2 separate regions of the Homo sapiens genome follow, and region 2 is linked to region 1. A link is an interaction called in ENCODE POLR2A ChIA-PET data of the cell type or tissue named here. Cell type or tissue: OCI-LY7. All regions are shown on one strand. Links, peaks and the distances in the headings refer to the core of each region. The heading gives the core; the rest is flanking DNA. Region 1 overlaps FNBP1 (formin binding protein 1). Region 2 overlaps GPR107 (G protein-coupled receptor 107).

Region 1 (10,966 bases), core at 1,124-9,123:
TTGCACTCCAGCCTGGGTGACAGAGCGAGATGCCGTCTCAAGAAAAAAAATTTTAAAAATAAAAAAATAAAAATAAGAATAAGATGAAACATAAGGATAACTCATATCTCTGAAGTATATGACCCAGTAAGTAGAATAGAAAAAACATTCAGACATAATCAAAGAACTTTCTCCTGAAATAAATGAAGCATAGAATTTACACAGGAAAGAGCACTAAGAAAAACTATCTGATAAAGGATGATCAACTCCAAGGCATTGCTTAGTGAAGTTATCAGACTGCTAAGATGAACTAAAATTATTCATATTTTTACTCAGAAACAGCCATGTTGCCTACAGAGAGAAACATCTGGCTGGCCCCAGACTTTTCCTCCAAAAGACGATGCAGCCACATGGAGAGAGAAAGTGTGACCAGAGACAACCAAGTCAAAGTGCCGTAAAGTATGGTGGCATTTTCAAGCAAGAAAGAACGCAGGGAACACGTCCCAAGCTCTAACGAGGGGGAGAATATTCTTCCTTAATGCCAAGAGTCAAGGAGAGAGGCTGTTGTAGAGAGAAGTGCTGAGATGACTCTACGTTCAAATATAGAACCACGACAAATCAACTGAGGGCCTCGGGTTTCAGAACCCAGTCATATAACTCAACTAGAAGAAGGAGCAAAACATGTATATATTATTTTCCTAATCTTTTATAGCAGTGAGTCAATTGAGCCTGTTTAGAATTTCAACATGGAAGTACACACACACAATAATGACATCCTGTAAGTTTTTCATAATCTTTTTGATAAATTTTACCAAAGTTTAATATTTATTTTTTTGAGACAGAGTCTGTCACCCAGGCTGGAGTGCAGTGGCGTCATCTTGGCTCACTGCAACCTCTGCCTCCTGAGTAGCTGGGATGACAGGAGCGCCCGGCTAATTTTTGTGATTTTAGTAGAGAGACGGGGTTTCACCATGTTGGCCAGGCTGGTCTCAAACTCCCAACATCAGGTCATCTGCCCACCTCGGCCTCCCAAAATGCTGGGATTACAGGTATGAGCCACCGTGCCTGGCCTAAGAGTTTAATATTTAAAGCTTAGCGCATCCCTCAGTTTCACTTTACTGTCGTTTGTACTGTTAAATTTAAATTCATTTCTTTATATATATGATATATACGATATGCAATTTGTTGTATAATATGATTTCTACCTAGTTACCCTCTATATACAATGAGCTCCAATTAAAAACAGACCAAGACTTGAATGGTTCATTTTTTAAAACCATAAATGGCTCAAATGTATCAAAAGATGTTCAACCCCCATGCATACTAAGAGAAATGCAATTTAAGACCTAGATGTACCAGTTGTTAAGTAGCAAATTGACAAAGATCGGTTTGGAAACAGAAAGCAGCAGTGAGGGTGAGGTTGAGCAGGCCCTGTTACTCTGCTAATGGAGTGTCATGGGCCATAGTTTCTGGAAAGGGACTGGAGATCATGCCACTGCACTCCAGCCTGGGTGACAGAAACTGTCTCAAAAATAAATAAAATTAGGTTGTTCAGACTCAGAAAAAAAAATTATATTAGGAATTTCAACCTATACTACCTTGAATAGATAGTGACCTCAGGGGTTGGCAAACTTTTTCTGTAAAGGACCAGAAAGTAAATATTTCAGGGCCAGGTGCGGTGGCTCATGCCTGTAATCCCAGCACTTTGGGAGGCCGAGGCAGGTGGATCACAAGGTCAGGAGTCTAGGACCAGCCTGGCCAATATGGTGAAATCCTGTCTCTACTAAAAATACAAAAATTAGCCAGGCATGGTGGTGTGCGCCTGTAGTCCCAGCTGTTCAGGAGGCTGAGGCAGGAGAATCGCTTGAACCCTGGAGGTGGAGGTTGCAGTGAGCTGAGATTGTACCACTGCACTTCAGCCTGGGTGACAGAGCGAGACTCCATCTCGAAGAGAAAAAAAAAATTCAGACTTGCAGGTAAATGCATCTCTTTTGCAACTACTCAATTGCCAATTGTTTGCAAAAGTGGCCATAGACAATACACATGGGCACGGCAACATTCCAACAAATCTTTATTTACAAAACCAAGTAGTGGATGGATTTGGCCCATGCTAAGACCTGACCTACAGGAATCAAAGTCTCACGTTTATGTCTAAAATAAGTTAGCATTCTCCCCTGCAATGCAGAAAAAAAATATTTAATGATAGTTATCTCTCCCAAAGGCCACAATGATTTTTCAACATCATATTACTATTTCAACCAAGTATCTGTTGAATATTCTGTAGCCACACTGGCCTTTCTATTCCTTCTACATGTTCCCGTCTCAGGACCTTTGCACTCTCTCCCCCCACATCCTTACATGTCTGGCTTCTTTTTGTAATTCACTTCTCAAGTGATGGGTTTTCCCTGACCAGCCTAGCTCAGTAACCACCCCCACTTCAATCTCTATCACATCACTGCGTTTACATATTTGGAGTCATACATGCTATCTTTAAATGCTCGAATTCTTTGCTAATTTGCATGCAGTTCTGTTTTCTGCTGTGAAAGGTGAGCACTCCAGGTTCAGGCACTTCCTGTGTCTCGTTCATTCAAGCATCCCTAGTGATTGAAACTCGGCTGGCACCTTGTTGTTCTACTTTTTGTTGTTAAAATCTCATCAGCTCTCACAGGCCGGTGCAAACACATAATTCCCCATAAAGCAAAGCTGGCTAAATATCTTAGGCCTGTACCCTACCGATTCACTCACAATCTACAAATATTTACTGGGCACCTACTATGTGCCAGGCACTGTTCTGCACTATGACACATTAGTGAGCACAACCCAAAGATCTCCACCCTTAAGGGGCTTGCATTCTAGCTGAGAGGCTGCAGGAGACAATGCGCAGTAAATATAATACCCAGATTTCTCTGGGAAGGTTTGGGGAGATGTTATTCAAATGAGGCAAAATTGTAGGAGAAATAAGTTCAAGAGATCTATTGTACAACATTGTGTCTCCAGTTAATAACAATGTATTGTATACTTGAAAATTGCCAGGCCGGGTGCTCACACCTGTAATCCCAGCACTTTGGGAGGCCTCGGTCAGAGGATCGCTTGAACCTAGAAGTTCAAGACCAGCATGGGCAACATGGTGAAATTCTGTCTCTGCAAAAGATACAAAAATTAGCCGGGTGTGGCAGCGCATTCCTGTGGTCCCAGCTACTTGGGAGGCTGTGGTGGGAGGTTCACTTGAGCCCGGGAGGTGAGCCAAGATCGTGCCACTGCACTCCACCCAGGGTGACAGAGTGAGACCCTGTCTCAAGAAAGAGGGAAGGGGAGGGGAGGGGAGGGGTTGCTAAATTGCTAGAAGAGTAGATTTTAATGTTCTTCCCACAAAAAAAATATTAAGTTTGAGTAGTAATGCATATGTTAATTAGCCTGATTTGGGCATTCTGCAGCGTATACATATTTCAAGACATCATGTATACCATAAATATATACAATTTTATATACAAATAATATAGAAATACATATTTTGTCAATTTTCAAAACTAAACAAGAAAACTATATAAAATGGTAGAAAGTTACCAGTAATATAGGAAAACTGAAAAAGCAAAGCAGGCTAAGTGGGCTAAGGGACGAGGTGGGCCTCACTGAGCAGAAACTGGAAGCAGGAGAGGGAGTCAGCCACTTGGAGCCTGGGGAAGAACACATAGGTGATATCTACATGGAAGGGCTAGCGCAATAGCTCTCGGGTGAGGGGATGCCTGGCATGTACAAAAAACAGGAAGGAGGCCTCTGTATGGTTACAGCAGAGAGGAGGAGGAAGAGAGTTAAAACAGATGATGTCAGAAAGGTGTGGGAACCAGATTATACAAGGTTTTGGAGGACTTTCACCGTAAGGTTTTTGGATTTACTCTGAATGAAATGGGGACGCACTGGAATTTTGAACAGAGGAATACTGTAATCTGGCTGCTCTGTAGAAATCAGGGAATAGGGGATAGAGGTAGAATAAGGGAAACTAGTTAGTAGACTCATCATAACCAGGCAAAAGATCATGGACCACGTAGGCCATGTGACATGGACCACAGTGGCAGCAGTGGAGGTGATAACAAGTGTCAGATCCTGGATAAATCTGTAGAGAAGTCAAGATTTCCTGATGGCTTGAGCTGGGGAGTGTGAGTGTGTGAGAAAAGAAGGCAGACAGAGATGATGATGACACCAGGGTTTTTTTTTTTTTTTTTTTGAGATGGAGTCTTGCTCTGTCACCCAGGCTGGAGTGCAGTGGCACAATCTCAGCTTACTGCAACTTCTGCCTCCTGGGTTCAAGGGATTCTCCTGCCTTAGCCTCCTGAGTAGGTAGGATTACAGGCGCCCACCACCACGCCTGGCTAATGTTTTTGTATTTTTAGTAGAGACAGGGTTTCACCATGTTAGTCAGCTGGTCTTGAACTCTTGACCTCCAGTGATCCCCCTGCACCTGGGTGATGCTAGGGTTTTTGACCTAAACCAGGAAGGATGCAGCTACCCTCAGGTGAGTGGAGGAAAATCTAGGTCGTGGAAATGCAGATTTTTTTTTTTTTTGAGATAGGGTCTTGCTCTGTTGCCCAGGCTGGAGTGCAGTAGTGCAATCATGGCTCACTGCAGCCCCAGCGTCTTGGGCTCAAGCATCCGCCCTCCTCAGCCTCTCAAGTAGCTGGGACTACAGGTGTGCGCCACCATGCCTGGCTAATTTTTTAAAATTCTTTTTAGAGGCAGGGTCTCGCTATGTTGCTCAGGCTGGCCTCCAACTCCTGGGCTCAAGTACCCACCTCGGCCTCCTGAAGTGCTAAGATTTTAGGTGTGAGCCACTTCACTTGGCCTAGACATGTGGATTTTTAAGTTGGGGAGATCCGGAGTTCAGTTTCAGACATGTTACATTTCAGATCATTTCAGATGGTTTTTAGACATTTCCTTTTTTTTTTTTTTCTTTGAGATGGCGTCTCACTCTGTCGCCCAGGCTGGAGTGCAGTGGTGTGATCTTGGCTCACGGCAAGCTCTGCCTTCTGGGTTCATGCCATTCTCCTGCCTCAGCCTCCCAAGTAGCTGGGACTACAGGCGCCCGCCACCATTTCCAGCTAATTTTTTGTATTTTTAGTACAGATGGGGTTTCACCGTGTTAGCCAGGATGGTCTCGATCTCCTGACTTCGTGATCCGCCCGCCTCAGCCTCCCAAAGTGCTGGGATTACAGGCATAAGCCACCGCGCCCAGCCAAGTTTTTAGACATTTCTAAGTGGAGACTTTGAGCAAGCTGTTTCTGGAATTCAGGAGAGAGGTCTGGCTTAGAGATCCATATCTGTGAGTCATTGCCATATGGATTATACCTAAAGCCATGAGACAGTTGAGGTCACCAGGAGAGTACAGACTGGGAAGGGAGAAGGACTGAGAAGCAGATGCTGGGCACAGCAATGTGAAGAGGCAGGGGAAGAGCAGGGGCCAGCAAGGGAGACTGTCGTGGGAAGAATACCAGTAGCCCGCTTGAGAGCTCGCACGTAGCCCATTTTCACATGAAAGACAACATTGCATGACTAATAGTGCAGCATTCAAATAATCAACGTGAAACAGACCATGTTCTATTCCTACTTTCAGTTCGAAAAGCCCCTGACGTGTTGACGAGACTGATATGCACACAGGGCACTAGAAACTGATCTGGATTCTCCACTTATAAAAATTATTTCATTGTGTGATGTTTTACATGTTATTCACTCAATAAAAACAAAATCTGGGGCCAGGCACAGTGGCTCACACCTGTAATCCCAGCTTGCTGAAACAACAACAGAAACCCTTATAAGAACACATAGCTCTTTTTTTTTTTTTTTTTTTTTTGAGATGGAGTCTTGCTCTGTTGCCCAGGCTGGAGTGCAGTGGCGCGATCTTGGCTCATTGCAACCTCTGCCTCCTGGGCTCAAGCGATTCTCCTGCCTCAGCCTCCTGAATAGCTGGGATTACAGGCACCCGCCACCATGCCTGGCTCATTTTTGTATTTTTAGTGGAGACGGGGTTTCACCATCTTGACCAGGCTGGTCTCAAACTCCTGACCTCGTGATCCACCTGCCTTGGCCTCCCAAAGTGCTGGGATTACAGGTATGAGCCACTGCGCCCAGCCAAGAACACATATCTTTTATGCAGATGCTCTTTGGATTAAAACTCAATGGTGAGGGAGCTTGAAGAAAATTAAAAAAAAAAAAAAAGAAAAAAGGGCTGGGCACGGTGGCTCACGCCTGTAATCCCAGCACTTTGGGAGACCGAGGCAGGCGGATCACTTGAGGTCAGGAGTTCAAGACCAGCCTGGCCAACATGGTGAAACACTCTCTCTACTAAAAATACAAAAATTAGCCAGGCATGGTGGCACAAGCCTGTAATCCCAGCTACTTGGAAGGCTGAGGCAGGAGAATCACTTGAACCTGGGAGGCGGAGATTGCAGTGAGCTGAGATTGTACCACTGCACTCCAGCCTGGGCGACAGAGTGAGACTGTCTCAAAAAAAAAAAAAAAATTAAAGAAAAAGGAAAGTAAATGTTTCTAAATCAAAATCATCTAGCTCTTTAACAGGCCTTAAAACAATATCCACAAACCAATTCAACTACAACTATACAACATGAAATCATTAAGGACTTTGCATGCCACTTCAAGTTCAAGCTTAGTTCTACCAAGAACTTTTAAATATATTCTATAAAAACACAAATTTCTTGGATAATCTCATCATTAAAAGATGTAAGGAGATCCAAAGTACTTAAAAAAAAAAAAAAAACAGAGACAGGGGGCTCACTATGTTGCCCAGGCTGGTCTTGAAGTCTCTGGGCTCACACTATCCTCCCTCATCAGCCTCCCAAAGTGCTGGGATTGCAGGCATGAGCCACCACACCTGGCCCCAAAGCACTTTTTTTTTTTTTTTTTTGAGAAGGAGTCTTACTCTGTCACCCAGGCTAGAGTGCAGTGGCACAATCTCAGCTCACTGCAACCTCCACCTCCCGGGTTCAAGCAGTTCTCATGTCTCACCCTCCCAAGTAGCTGGGATTACAGGCGCCTGCCACCATGCCCCACTAATTTTTGTATTTTTAGTAGAGGCGGGGTTTCACCATGTTGGCCAGGCGGGTCTCGAACTCCTGACCTCAGGCAATCCGCCCACCTTTGCCTCCCAAAGTGCTGGGATTACAGGCGTGAGCCACTGCGCCCGGCCCGAAGTACTTTTAAAATACTATTCCACATGACCCCTCAACACATTACAGAAGGGAGTGTGAATTAGTACAAGCACACTGGAAATGGCTGAACCCTATCCACCAAAGCTAAGCATATGAGTAGCCTGTGACCTTGCAATTAGATGCCTACGTAGATCCTAGGAAATGTGTTCAGATACACACAAAAAGCCTTGTACAATAATGCTCGTTGGAGCGCTACTCATTATAGCTTAAATTAGAAACAACCAATCACCTAGTCAGAACGGATGAGTTCTGGTGCATTCACAGACCAAAACACTCAACAGCAATGAAAATAAGCAGATCCCACCACATGCTACCACATGGTCAATCTCACAAACGTAATATAGAACAAAAGAAGCCAGATACACAAGAATGCATACCAAATGATTACACTCATGTAAAGTTCAAAAGTGGGCACTACTAATCCACGCGGTTAGAAGTCAGGAGAGTGGTTACCGCTGGGGGGAGAGTGGGGAGCTGGAGGGGGCCAGGGGGCCTGCCAGGCTGGTCTTTCTGTTTCTTGACCTGGGTGCCCGGTTACATGAGTGTGTTCACACTGTCAAAATTCATGGAGCTGCACACTTATGATTTGTGTACTTCTCTGTACATATGTTATTAATATATTTCAATAAAAAGTTTACTGAGAAACAAGCTGCTCCAAAACTCAGCAAATATCTTGTTGAAAAAAAAAACTGGGCCTTAAAGCAGTAATTTAGTTTTTATTTTTAATGTTCTATGAAAATTAATTTTCTGTATGAAAAACAATCACTTCTATTGAAATATTACCTTACATAAAAGGAAAAATATTTAAAATATACATTTATACTGTAAAATGAGAATATACGTTATCCTTACATCATTTTGCAGTTAACAAATAACCTTTTTCAATATCAACTTACCTGAGTTGCTTTGCATAGCTGAGTTCAATCTCTGTCCTTTCTTTCACAAACTTGATATATTTCTCAAGAATATCAATTCCCCACTGTGTGTGTTTTTCTAAGTTGTCAAACTGATCCTGTTGAAACAAACCAAGAGAGAAGTTATGGTCTTTCCCTGTGATTAACATAATTTCAATGAATAATTCTCTTAACAACATATTACTACATACAAAGTAGTACTAATATTTTCCATGATTATACTTGGGGTGCTTTTTTGTTGAGCCATTTTAAATCAACATTACCAAATTTGGTTTGAAAACCGCCTGGAGTACTGAACTCTGACCTATTCATTCATATTTCCTATTCCTTTTAGAAACATAGTTTTCAGATATAACTGATGTCTCAGTGCAAGGAAAAATGTCATTCCCAGACGCCAAAAACCGACAGGTGAAACATACACACAAACACAGCCACACACGGTTTGCACCTTAACTGTTATCTCTGGGTAATCATTCAAAACAGCTGATTGAATCTGAGCCGAGGAACGGGGGGAAGTGTTACAAAATTTTGCTTTCTTCAAATGATTAAAATAAAACACATGGATTTTATTCTTCCAAACATACACCAAACCCACACTGTGAGCCAGGAACAGTGCCTGGAGCTGGGGAACCAAAATGAACAAAAATACAGCCTGAGTTTGCATTGTGCCTTGGGGTTTCTGGTCTGGAAGAACAAGAGGGAGCCTGGGTAACACAGAACCCATCTCTACAAAAACAATTTTTTTAAATTAGCTGGGCATGGTGTTGTACCACTGCACTCCAGCCTGGGTATAAGAGCATGACTCTGTCCCCCCAAATAAAGAATGAGAGGGGACAGGTATGCTAGCAACAGCTAATGCAAAGACATGGAGATATCCAGGAATCAAGTGAATTTGTCTTTGAGTGCAAGGTGGAGGTGGGTGGGGCAGAAGGGAAGTGGAGTTGGCGAGTGATGAAACTAGAGACAGCTCAGAGCTAGATCACCCAAGGCCTTGAAGGACGAGCTTAGGAGTTTAGACTCTCCAGCAGGCACAAGAGGACTTGGAAGAGAAAGCCAGGAAATGGCTCCAACAGTCTAGATGAGACAAAATAGGCACAGAAGGGAAGAATTCTAGGGACATTTAACAAACACAATCAACTAGTGTGTGAGTGGCCGGTTGGACGTGGAGGCTGGCAAGGGTATGAGGGGGAGGGAGGATTCCAGAGTGACTTTCAGGTTCTGCTTCCCGGAATTAAACAGAAGATCCAGATAAGAAAGAGCTACAGTTTGGGGTGAAAATTAAATGTTGTTTTGACATGTTGAATGAGGGACTGGCCTGTCCAGAAGAGAGCTGGAAACACAGAAGGATTTAGAACTCAAGAAGGGCATCAAGTGAGTAGGTGGATCTCAAGCAACAGCCGAGGATCAGAACACCAAAGACGACAGCAAGGATACACAGAATTAGCAAAGAGGGCCTGGCCCAGGAAGCAGAGCCCAGAAAGGACTAAGGGGGCGAGCCAGAGGGGGCATGAGCACATCACAGGGAAGAGAGAATTCCAGTGGAAATGGAATTCTCCATGGAAAATTTGCTGCCTCCTGAGAGGTAACAGTCATAAATGAGGGTTCTAGCCCCAGCAAAGGGATTTCACAGAGACAGGCCCCCAAATGTTTCAAGTTTTAGTCATTTGCCTGTAAGACGCAGCTATAATCTAATTTCCTAATTTCACAAATCAGTCATGAGGATCATGCGAAATGGGGAAGTGCCAACTCAAATATAAAAATATAAAGCTAGTGTTTAATCCTACGCTTGTGCAATCTAACAGTATACATTCAGTGTCTTACTTCAGACTGTTTTTTGTTTGTTGGTTGGTTTGTTTTGAGACAGAGTCGTGCTCTTTCCCCCAGGCTGGAGTGCAGTAGTGCAATCTCAGCTTGCTGCTGCCTCCCAGACTCAAGTGATCCTCCCACTTCAGCCTCCTGAGTAACTGGGACTATTGGCACCCGCCACCATGCCTTCACTAATTTTTGTATTTTTTGCAGAGAGGAGGTCTCACTATGATGCCCAGGCTGGTCTTGAATTCCTGGGCTCAAGTGATCCTCCCGCCTTGGCATCCCAAAGTGCTGGGATTACAAGTGTGAGCCACTGCCTCCGGCCGGCCTGTTTTTTTTTAAAACCACTTTATTAAGGTATGACTGAGATTTTGGCCAGGTGAGGTGGCTCACGCCTGTAATCCCAGCATTTTGGGAAGCCAAGGCGGGTGGATCACTTGAAGCCAGGAGTTCGAGACCAGCCTGGACAACATGGTGAAATCCCATCTCTACTAAAAATACAAAAGTAGCCGGGCGTCATGGCAGGCACCTGTAATCCCAGCTACTCGGGAGTCTGAGGGAGGCAGGAGAATTGTTTGAACCCAGGAGGCAGAGGTTGCAGTGAGTCAAGATCACACCATTGCACTCCAGCATGGGTGACAGAATGAGACTATGTCTCAAAAAATTAAATACAAAATTATAAAACAAAAGTGCAAAATGTTTGTCTTTATGACTAATAATTTTTAATATTTAAAGTTGATTCTTGGTCCTCAATAATATATATTCCACAAACCCCTAGATTTCAGTTTAAGAAACACTAGATTATGTTATTTATAAAGTCAAGGGTCATCAAGTAAGCTAATAGTGTAAACGAGACTGAAGATCACCTTAAACTACTTGAGAGAACAAATATACACACAACTCAAGCTATGACTACAAATCATTCTTACAAATTGAGAGCACGACTTCGTCAAAGCCCTCTGCTTATCAGTAACCCTTTGTGGATCTAGTTTCACAGTAATCATATTTATTTTTAAAATGATTAACAATTATCAGGGCATCATGGCA
Region 2 (10,966 bases), core at 1,496-9,495, 85 kb after region 1:
TTCAGGCGATTCTCCTGCCTCAGCCTCCCAAGTAGCTGGGATTAACAGATGCCTGCCAGCAAGCCTGGCTTATTTTTGTACTTTTAGTAGAGACGGGGTTTCACCATGTTGGCCAGGCTGGTCTCAAACTCCTGACCTCAGGTGATCCGTCCGCCGCGGCCTCCCAAAGTGCTGGGATTACAGGCGTAATCCAGCCTTATTATTATTATTTTTGAGACAGTCTTGCTCTGTTTCCCAGACTGGAGTGCAGTGGTACAACCCGGCTCCCTGCAGCCTCTGCCTCCTCGGTTCAAGCACTTCTGCCTCAGCCTACCAAGTAGCTGGGATTACAGGCACACACCACCACACCTGGCTAATTTTTGTATTTAGTAGATATGGGGTTTCACCATGTTGGCCAGGCTGATCTTGAACTCTTTCTATTTATTTATTTTTTTATTTATTTAATTTTTTTTTTTTTTTGAGATGGAGTCTCGCTGTCGCCCAGGCTGGAGTGCAGTGGCGTGATCTCGGCTCACTGCAGGCTCCGCCCCCTGGGGTTCACGCCATTCTCCTGCCTCAGCCTCCCGAGTAGCTGGGACTACAGGCGCGTGCCACCTCGCCCAGCTAATTTTTTGTGTTTTTAGTACAGATGAGGTTTCACCGTGTTAGCCAGGATGGTCTCAATCTCCTGACCTTGTGATCTGCCTGCCTCGGCCTCCCAAAGTGCCGGGATTACAGGTGTGAGCCACCGCGCCCGGCCTTGATCTCGAACTCTTGACCTCAGGTGATCTGCCTGCTTTGGCCTCCCAAAGTGCTGGGATTACTGCCATGAGCCATCGTGCCCAGCCGATGCTGTTTTTATTGTTTAAAATAGTCTTCAAAAACCTGTTTTTCATGGCATTGTATCATCAAATGAAATGATGATGCAAAGGTTTAAAAAAAAGGAATGTACTATTTATGTTGGGGGGGGAACTGCTATCAGGTTGCAATCGAAACATTTTCTGGAAAAAAAAAACAAAACAACAAGAAAACCTGTATTGTGGTGGCCTAAGTATAAATGAAAGCCTAGCAGGTTTCCATTCTGCTGCAAAGCAGCTTCATGCTGGACCAATTAGAAAAGACATACTTTTAAAATTAAAACTTTATTGAAATGTAATATACATGGCTAAAAATTACTCATTATAAGCAAACAACTCAGCGCATTTCCAGAACGTAGACACACTCATGCAGCCCGCAGGAAATGAGGCAGAACCATTACCAAGCCCCTCCAGAAGCACCCTAAGCCTCACCTTCCCTCAAGTCCCAGGAAAGCCCCTTTCTCCTGAGAGTGGTCACTGTCTTCACCTCCGTCACCACAGATGATTTCCCCCTGCATTCCAGTTTGTTTTACATGAATATGGCTGTGATTCATATACGTTGTTTTATGTGGCAGAAATTGTGTGTTCATTTTCCCTCATCCTCTCCCTCTGCAGTCCTGCTCCACTGAGGATTCTGCCAGAGAATGAAGCCCTAATGTGCTAAGGCATCCATTTATGTAGTTGAGTTAATGTCTCCTGTGCCTCTAGGAGGGTAGTCATCATATACTGTCCTTGAGAGAATTGAGAAAATAGATACTGAAGACATTTTCCGTGGGTTTAATTCTCTCAGAGAATTCCAAGAAAGGCTGGGAGCCTTAGCTTTTCTGGCTTTTACCATTGACCCACTCTTGTAGATTCCAGGAGATGACCTCTGTTATCTTATCTGGCTTTTCTAATTGTTCTCTGTGAGAATGTTGGTTTGCTGCAAGCCACTCCAGCCCACCAGGAAGTGGAAATCCAGCAAACATGTTTTCACCACATAGCCAAGCTCCTAAGAAAATAAGGGAAATTCCCAGGGGCCCAAAAAAGGGAAGAAGGAGCTGAAACTCCATTGGGGAAAGAACAGGGAAGCCAGGGCTTCCCTGTGACGTTGCAGAAACTTGAAGCCCAGAGGCCTGGGTTTTTTGTTTGTTTTGTTTGTTTGTTGTTGTTGTTTTTGAGACAGAGTCTCACTGTGTCACCCAGGCTGGAGTGCCATGGCACGATCTCGGCTCACTGCAACCTCTGCTTCCCGGGTTCAAGTGATTCTCCTGCCTCAGCCTCCCAAGTAGCTGGGATTACAGGCATGTGCCACAATGCCCGGCTAATTTTTTTGTATTTTTAGTAGAGACAGGGTTTCCCATTTTGGCCAGGCTGGTCTCGAACTCCTGACCCCAAGTGATCCTCCTGCCTCGGCCTCCCAAAGTGCTGGGATTACAGGCGTGAGCCACCACGCCCGGCCGAGTCCTGGGTTTTTAACAGATGTTGAGGGGAAACAGGGACCATAGCCTTAGGCCTGAGCAGGGAGGTGAGTTGGAACTGTGTCCCTCTGCTTCTCAGCCCATAATCTAGGGCTGTCAAAAAGCTATGAATGCAAGAGTGGGCAGGAAAGAAAATCCTGCTAGTGATAGTGCAGTGTGGTGTAGTTCTGTGGGGGAGAGGAGGGGATTTAGTTTATGCTGTTTCTGCCAAAGATCTGCTCCACAGCCTGTCCTCACAGGCCTTTGGTGTTTGCCATTAGACTACCCGGGATGTCCAGGAAACCCCAAATCTAGAAATAAAAAGTTACCCTTCACACCAAGAATCAAATTGCAGACTTACGGAAGGTGTTGCAATTTAGCCAAATCTCAATATAAAAATTGTTACACAACATAAAGTGTGTTTGTGGAAGCCCAGTTTTAGAAGTGTTCACTGACACCATTGCTCTGTTGGCCCTGCAGTGTACTGACTTAGTTGAGATTGGAGTCAGGATGTTGAGACAGCATCAAGCAGGTGGGGTAGGCGTCTGCCCATGTGATTCAGTCTCACCAAACCTTAGGATTATCTTGTATCCAAAAGACTCTGTCTCCATGTCGCTAATTCCTATTCCTGGGATTCCTCTTGCATAAGGCTTTGTTCCCTGAAAACCCATCATCTACTGTATCACTTTTAGGTGAAAATTCACCTTTTTAAATAATTGACTTATAGCTTAGCTTCATTCTTTATCCTGCCAATGGGAGGAGCCAGGTACACACAAATTGATAAGAGGATTTATATAAATGAGTGTATTCTTGGAACAGCTTCAGCCGCTCCTTTTCTTCCTCCCCACCCCCCAGCATGTTTTGAGTGCCTACTAGATGCCAGGCATTGTACTATCAGGAAGGATGTGGGGATGACGATAACATGGTTCCTCCTGCCCTGGAATTCACATTTCAGCCAACCACTGAGTTTGCCCCTAGAACCCATACCAATGCATTGGAGTGAATTTGAATCCATTGAATACTTCCTTCTGCAGAAACTGTTGATATCTTTTGGATTTCCGATGAGTTGTCTTCAGCTTTTGGAGAAAGACATGTTACCACAGCTGTGTATGTTACTGAGCATATGGAAACATTGGCTGGCTAGCAAGAAATAAGATATCATAGTTTTTCTCTTCTTTTCTTTTACCTTTTTTTTTTTTTTTTTTTTTGAGACAGAGTCTTGCTCCGTCACCCAAGCTAGAGTGCAGTGGCATGATCTCGGCTCACTGCAACCTCCACCTCCCAGGTTCAAGCAATTCTGCTGGCTCAGCTTCCCAAGTAGCTGGGATTACAGGTGCCCGCCACCATGCCCGGCTAACTTTTTGTATTTTTAGTAGAGACAGGGTTTCGCCATGTTGGCCAGTGTGGTCTCAAACTCCTGACCTCAGGTGATCCACCCGCCTCAGTCTCCCAAAGTGGTGGGATTACAGGCTTGAGCCACCGTGCCCAGCCTGATATCATACTTTTTAAAGCAAATGAATAGGTTAAATAATCAAAAGCACTTTTCCATATGACTAATTCCACCACTACAAATCTCTTTAGGATGATGTGAGGCATAAAGTTCATCTGAACACCTTTGGCTTCTTCAAGGATGGGTACATGGTGGTGAATGTCAGTAGCCTCTCACTGAATGAGCCTGAAGACAAGGATGTGACTGTAAGTACCTTTTAATGAGATCCAGGGGTTTACTCTTTTTTTTTTTTTTTTGAGATGGAGTCTTGCTCTGTCACCCAGGCTGGAGTGCGGTGGCGCAATCTCAGCTCACTGCAACCTCCACCTCCCGGGTTCAAGCAGTTCTCTGCCTCAGCCTCCCGAGTAGCTGGGATTACAGGCACCCACCACCATGACCGTCTAATTTTTGTATTTTTAGTAGAGACGGGGTTTCACCAACTTGGCCAGGCTGGTCTTGAATTCCTGACCTCGTGATCCACCCGCCTTGGCCTCCCAAAGTGCTGGGATTACAGGTGTGAGCCACTGCGCCCAGCCCAGGGGTTTACTCTTTTAGCTTAGGTGAGAGTCACCTTCCAACCCCAATGCTTAAATATAAAATACCAGAATATGGAGATAATTAAGCATGTGAGTAGCAAATTATATATCAGGCATCAAATAATTTCACTTTTAACACTTAAAATGTAATTCTGTAATAATTCTAGTAATTAGTGACTTTGCTTGAGTGATTTTACTTTGCCTTCTTACAAAATGAATGCTAAGAAAACAGAGGAGACCACGTTAGAAGTACCACTTTTTCTGCTTTTTGAGTAAGAAAAGTATGGACAATTGTGTAGATATTTACTTCTACTGTTTTTACTCCCCATTAGATTGGATTTAGCCTAGACCGTACAAAGAATGATGGCTTTTCTTCTTACCTGGTGAGTATTAAATGTGTGACCTGATTCATCTCTTCACCTGAGCCCAGGCCATTGAACGGGAACACCCTACTTCTTGCAGTTCCATTTTCATTTTTTTTTTGGAGTACGGTGGCACAATCATAGCTCACTGCAACCTTGACCTCCCAGGCTTAAGCGATCCTCCCGCCTCAGTCCCCTGAGTAGCTGGGACTACCAGCGTGTGCCACCACGCCTGCCTAATTTTTGTATTTTTAGTAGAGACAGGGTTTCACATTTTGTTGGCCATGTCTCAAACTCCTGGACTCAAGGGATCCACCCACTGTGGCCTCCCAGAGTGCTAGGACTGCAGGCGTGAGCACCACGCCTGGCCACAGCGCCATTTCTTGAGGTAGTGGCTGCTTTGACTTCCAAGCATTTTTGAGAACCCACAGTTGGTTTACTTTTGTTTTTTGTTTTTTTTTTTGAGACAGAGTCTCACTCTTGTTGCCGAGGCTGGAGTGCAATGGTGTGATCTTGGCTCACTGCAACCTCCGCCTCCCTCGTTCAAGTGATTCTTCTGCCTCATCCTCCTGAGTAGCTGGGACTGCAGGTGCCCGCCACCACACCTGGCTAATTTTTGTATTTTTAGTAGAGACGTGGTTTCACCATGTTGGCCAGGATGGTCTCGATCTCCTGACCTCACGATCCACCCACCTCGGCCTCCCAAAGTGCTGGGATTACAGGCGTGAGCCACCACGCCCACCGGTTTACTATTTTGAATGGAGTTTGAGCCACGTATTTGCTATGTTCCTGAAAACTCTGTTCTTGTTCTAGTGTGAATGAATAAGATGATGTACAATTGGCTCTTCCTTTCTCAGGATGAAGATGTGAATTACTGTATTTTAAAGAAACAGTCTGTCTCTGTCACCCTTTTAATCCTAGACATCTCCAGAAGTGAGTAAGTAATTCTAAAGTTCCTTCAGTTCAGTCCTAGAGTAGAGTCGGGGAGAATTTAGTAGTATGCTAACATTCCTTGGGTGTCTGCCATGTGCCAGAGACCGTGCTGAGTGCTGGAGATTCAAGACAAGGCTAGGGAGACAGAGGTCCTGTCCTTGATGGGAGAGACAGAACGGAAATACACATGATCACCGCCAAACAGAGAAGTGGAAGGGAAGAACTCATGAATTGTAGAAAGGAAGGAGAGGCTTCAGATAAGTGTTGGCCCAAGCAGCTTTCTAGTGAGTAGCCTTTTACCAGATGAATAAGTAAAGCATTCCAGGCAGAGGGCATAGTCTATGCAAAGGCAGAGTGGAAACAAGACTGGGTCCACGTAATGGCTTCTGCCACTCACCAGCCCTGTGACTCCGGGCCTCAGTGTCCTTACCTACTTCGTGATGATGGTATCTGCCTCATGAGATTGTTGGTGAGGATTTCTGACAATTCAGCCTCTTTGAAAATGTTGAGGCCGGGCATGGTGGCTCATGCCTGTAATCCCAGCCCTTTGGGAGGCCGAGGCGGACGGATCACGAGGTCAGGAGATTGAGACCATCCTGGCTAAAACAGTGAAACCCCGTCTCTACTAAAAATACAAAAAATTAGCCGGGCGTGGTGGTGGGCGCCTGTAGTCCCAGCTATTCGGGAGGCTGAGACAGGAGAATGGTGTGAACCCAGGAGGCGGAGCTTGCGGTGAGCCGAGATCGCGCCACTGCACTCCAGCCTGGGTGAGAGAGTGAGACTCCGTCTCAAAAAAAAAAAAAAAATGTTGAACTTTGATGAATTATCAGACTTTGTGTTTTCAAGTTCAGCATACTTCCAACTGCGTACTTTGTAATTGCTGAGGGAGCCTTTAAGGTAGGAATCATGTGCTCAGACTTGCCTGTAAGGTAGACTCCTAGCAGCCCAGAAGAGGATGGATTTGAGATGAACAAGACTGGAGGTAAGAAGACTAATGAATAAGCTTCTAAAAAAAAAATGCTTTGTCATAAAACCATTGTAGACCCTAACTTTTAAAATATTCTCCGTGATAACCTCTGTTTTCATTTAAGAAGATTGATCTGACAGTCTCCTGTATTGGTCAGTCTACTTTTGGAAGCAAGCAACAAAAGACTTGACTTAGACTCTGGCGTGAATAGTGAAGACATTGATTACCTCACCTATGTGCAGTGGGGCAGGCGAGAGACAGGCCTGCGGTGGCTTGCTGATGTTAGGGACTCTGGTGCATTTCATCTTTCTGCTCTGCCATCCTGAGTGTTAGCTTCTTCCTCAGGCAGGTTTCCCAGCCATCACAAGGTGGCTCTGCTCCATCATTCATATCCAGCCAAGGGACAGAGAGCAGGCTCCTCCTCCAGGTAGAATGAGAAGTGCTTGAATGTGCCAGCTTAGGTTGGGCATCCACTCAGTCATGGGAACTGTCACTGGCCCCTCCTGGGTGGGATGGGGTAAACAAAATTGGGTCTCATGAGAAGGGGGAAGGGTGGAAATGGATATTAGGAGGCAACTAACAGTGCCACTGCCCTCTCGTGCTTCCCTGGATTTCACTTGCTTTCTTTATTTTTTGAGACGGGGTCTCGCTCTGTGGCCCAGGCTGGAGTGCAGTGGCACGATCTTGGCTCATTGCATCCTCCACCTCCCAGGTTCAAGCGATTCTCCTGCCTTAGCCTCCCAAGTAGCTGGGATTACAGGTGCATGCCAACACACCCGGCCAGTTTTTTTTTGTAATTTTAGTAGAGACAGGGTTTTGCCATGTTGGCCAGGCTGTTCCTGAATTCCTGACCTCAAGTGATCCACCCGCCTCAGCCTCCCAAAGTGCTGAGATTACAGGCGTGAGCCACCATGCCTGGCCTGGATTTCACTTTAAAGTCTTACTGATGTTTTACATTTTGTCCGTTTCTCTTGTGCACCAATTTGCTGAGCATTTTAACGATACTTAAGGAGAAAGATGTACCTCAGAATTGTGTGGTTACTAAGATCTTAGGCTTAAGAGAGACTACCTGGATCCTCGTCCAACTACTTCCTAGCTTGGTGCCCTTGGGCAAGTTATTTAACGTTTCTGAGCCTCAGTTTTGGTATCTGTAGAATGTGGATAATAGAATCTACATTGTAGAACATGATAAGGACTGCATGAGCTTGGCACAGGGCCTACACGCAGCGTGCTCAGTGGCCAGGAGCACTGCTTTGACCTTTTTTCCTTCTGTCTTATTTGAATGTAGGGTAAGAGTAAAGTCTCCACCAGAAGCTGGTACCCAGTTACCAAAGATCATCTTCAGCAGGGATGAGAAAGTCCTTGGTCAGAGCCAGGAGCCTAATGTTAACCCTGCTTCAGCAGGCAACCAGACCCAGAAGACACAAGGTAAACCGTAAGGTGGAAACTGGCTTTCAGTTTTCACTACCTGCTTTGTAGCTTTTTTGTTCCTAATTAAAAGTAAAAGTAAAACATGATCTGTTGTCGTCTTAGCATTATATTTTGGAAGTTACACAAAAATACGTAAATGTTAAAGAAAAATGTGGAAAATCTGAAGCAGATGGAAAAACAACAGTCATTTCTCCTTATTCCCAGTGTTAGAATTTTAGTAATTTATGTTTTCTTATAAGCTTGTTTCATAAGTCTAGAACATTTGATTTTTAAAATTCAGTCATGCTTATAATTTTATATACATGCCTGATTACTTTTTAGCCCATTTCATACCTATCATATATCCTGTTAAGCAGATACTGTAATTTGCTCAACCTTTCCCCTTAAGGAGACACATTTCCATTTTTGTGTGATTATGAATATTGCTGCAGTGGACTTCTTTATGCATAGAACTGTCTTCGTATAGCGAACGTTCTTTAAGATGGTTTTCAGAATTGCAATTTCTGGTTCAAAGGATATGAATGCATTTGAGAATATTGATGTATATTTTTAAATTCCTTTCCAAATGAGTTGTGTGGATTTATATTCTTATCAGAAATATGTAGGAATAGTGGGCACATTATCATGTCCTAGCCAATATGGGGTATTTTCTTTTCAAAAAACAAAATCCTAAAATGAAAGGCAAAAAAGGTATTCCTGTTTATTTATTTATTTATTTATTTATTTATTTATTTTTTGAGACGGAGTCTCGCTCTGTCGCCCAGGCTGGAGTACAGTGGCGCAATCTCGGCTCACTGCAAGCTCCGCCTCCCGGGTTCACGCCATTCTCCTGCCTCAGCCTCCCAAGTAGCTGGGACTACAGGCGCCCGCCACCATGCCCGGCTAATTTTTTGTATTTTTAGTAGAGACAGGGTTTCACGGTGTTAGCTAGGATGGTCTCGATCTCCCGACCTCGTGATCCGCCCGCCTCGGCCTCCCAAAGTGCTGGGATTACAGGCGTGAGCCACTGCGCCCGGCCCTGTTTATTTATATTTACTCTTATTACTGAGACTGTACTTTTTCTCCATGTGTTGATTAACCAATTTATATTCACCATTTTTTATTAACTGTCAGGTTCATCTGATGATTCATGTGAGTTCTTTAAAGATAATTTATGGCCAGGTGCAGTGGCTCACGCCTATAATCCCAGCACTTTGGGAGGCCAAAGTGGGAGGATCACTTGAGTCTAGGAGCTTGTACCAGCCTGAGCAACATAGCGAGGCCCTGTCTCTGCAAAAATAAAAATAAAAAAATTAGCCATGCGTAGTGGCATGTGCCTGTAGTCACAACTCCTCAAGAGACTGAGGCAGGAGGATTGCTTGAATGTGACTGGTCTAGGCCACATTGAGCCGTGATGCACTGCAGCCTGGATGACAGAACAAGACCCTGTCTCCGAAATAAATACATACATACTTACTGCTTATACAATGTTTTTCTCAAAGGAGGCTGGGCATGGTGGTTCATCCCTGTAATCCCAGCACTTTGAGAGGCCAAGGCGGGCAGATTACTTGAGGTCAGGAGTTCAAGACCAGCCTGGCCAACATGGTGAAACCCCATCTCTACTAAAAATACAAAAATTAGGCCGGGTGTGGTGGCTCACGCCTGTAATCCCAGCACTTTGGGAAGCCGAGGTGGGCAGATCACAAGGTCAAGAGATTGAGACCATCCTGGCCAACATGGTGAAACCCCGTCTCTACTAAAAATACAAAAAATTAGCCGGGCATGGTGGCACGTGCCTGTGATCTCAGCTACTCAGGAGACTGAGGCAGGAGAATTGCTTGGACCAGGGAGATGGAGTTCGCAGTGAGCCAAGATCGCACCACTGCACTCCAGCCTGGCGACAGAGTGAGACTCTGTCTCAAAAAAAAAAAAACAAAAAACAAAAAACACAAAAATTAGCCGGATGTGGTGGCATGCGCCTGTAGTCCCAACTGTTGGGGAGGCTGAGGCAAAAGAATTTCTTGAACCCAGGAGACAGAGGCTGCAGTGAGCCGAGATTGCGCCACTGCACTCCAGCCTGGGTGACAGAGTGAGAGCCTGTCTCAAAACCAACCACCACCACCGAAAAACAACAACAACAACAAAAAAAGAAGAGGTTTAATTGTCTAATTGCCTCACAGTTCTGCAGGCTATACAAAGCATGGCGCCGGAATCTACTCCTGGTGAGGGCCTCAGGAAGCTTCCAATCATGGCAGAAGGCAAGAAGGAGCAGGCAGGTCACATGGCGAGAGCAGGAGCAAGAGAGAGTGGGGAGGTGCCACACTCTTTTAAACAACCAGATCATGCCTGAACTCGGAGCAAGAACTCACTCCTTACCACAAGGAGGGCACCAGCCATTCATGAGGGATATGTCCTCATGACTCAGATACCTCACACTAGCCCTCACATCCAACACTGGGGACTGCCTTTCCACATGAGATTTGGAGGGGACAGACATCTAAACTATGTCGTTCAGTCTGTCCAACTTGACTGCAGTTAAAAGCCACACAGAAAGACTGCATTTGTGCAATGGTGTAGGTTAATGCCTGTGCACCATCTGCTTCTTGTCTGGCTTCTTTGTGCTCATATCACCGTTCTCTGGGAAGAAAATATTCTTTTCTTTCTCTTTATTCTCTTCCTTCCTGCAGGGAGCCTGAAGTCCAGTCTTTCCCAAAAAGAATATCTTTTTTTTTTTTTTTTTTTTTTTTAGACGGAGTCTTGCTCTGTCTCCCAGGCTGGAGTGCAGTGGCGCGATCTCGGCTCACTGCAAGCTCCACCTCCCAGGTTCACGCCATTCTCCTGCCTCAGCCTCCCGAGTAACTGGGACTATAGGCACCTGCCACCACGTGGCTAATTTTTTTGTATTTTTTAGTAGAGACGGGGTTTCACCATGTTAGCCAGGATGGTCTCAATCTCCTGACCTCATGATCCGCCCATCTCAGCCTCCCAAAGTGC

Evidence for each region. ChIA-PET counts read pairs that join two places held together with the same protein. Peaks named below come from ENCODE experiments on the same cell type or tissue, not always from the same donor. Only the 100,000 strongest peaks of a DNase experiment are listed, where the experiment ranks them.
Region 2: POLR2A ChIA-PET joins it to region 1 with 31 read pairs; 7 of 35 experiments call an interaction of 5 or more read pairs at or near these places.

What each region holds. Positions count from the first base shown.
Region 1 is chr9:129,986,751-129,997,716 of GRCh38, forward strand. It overlaps FNBP1 (formin binding protein 1), which reads right to left. Exons shown (of 17, transcript NM_015033.3): 2 at 8,093-8,208. Among named protein-coding and RNA genes, the nearest start is that of FNBP1, 51 kb to the right of the region's middle. RefSeq lists enhancers at 2,221-2,270, 5,388-5,437, 5,448-5,497, 8,765-8,894, 9,305-9,584 and 2 more and a silencer at 3,020-3,314. In OCI-LY7, for the core only: no CTCF peak of the experiment used is centred there; DNase peaks (open chromatin) are centred at 2,501, 3,741, 5,551, 9,071 and 1 weaker place; H3K4me3 peaks cover 4,833 bases; H3K27ac peaks cover 8,000 bases.
Region 2 is chr9:130,071,780-130,082,745 of GRCh38, forward strand. It overlaps GPR107 (G protein-coupled receptor 107), which reads left to right. Exons shown (of 18, transcript NM_020960.5): 2 at 3,857-3,970; 3 at 4,633-4,683; 4 at 5,520-5,599; 5 at 7,851-7,990. Among named protein-coding and RNA genes, the nearest start is that of GPR107, 23 kb to the left of the region's middle. In OCI-LY7, for the core only: no CTCF peak of the experiment used is centred there; no DNase peak of the experiment used is centred there.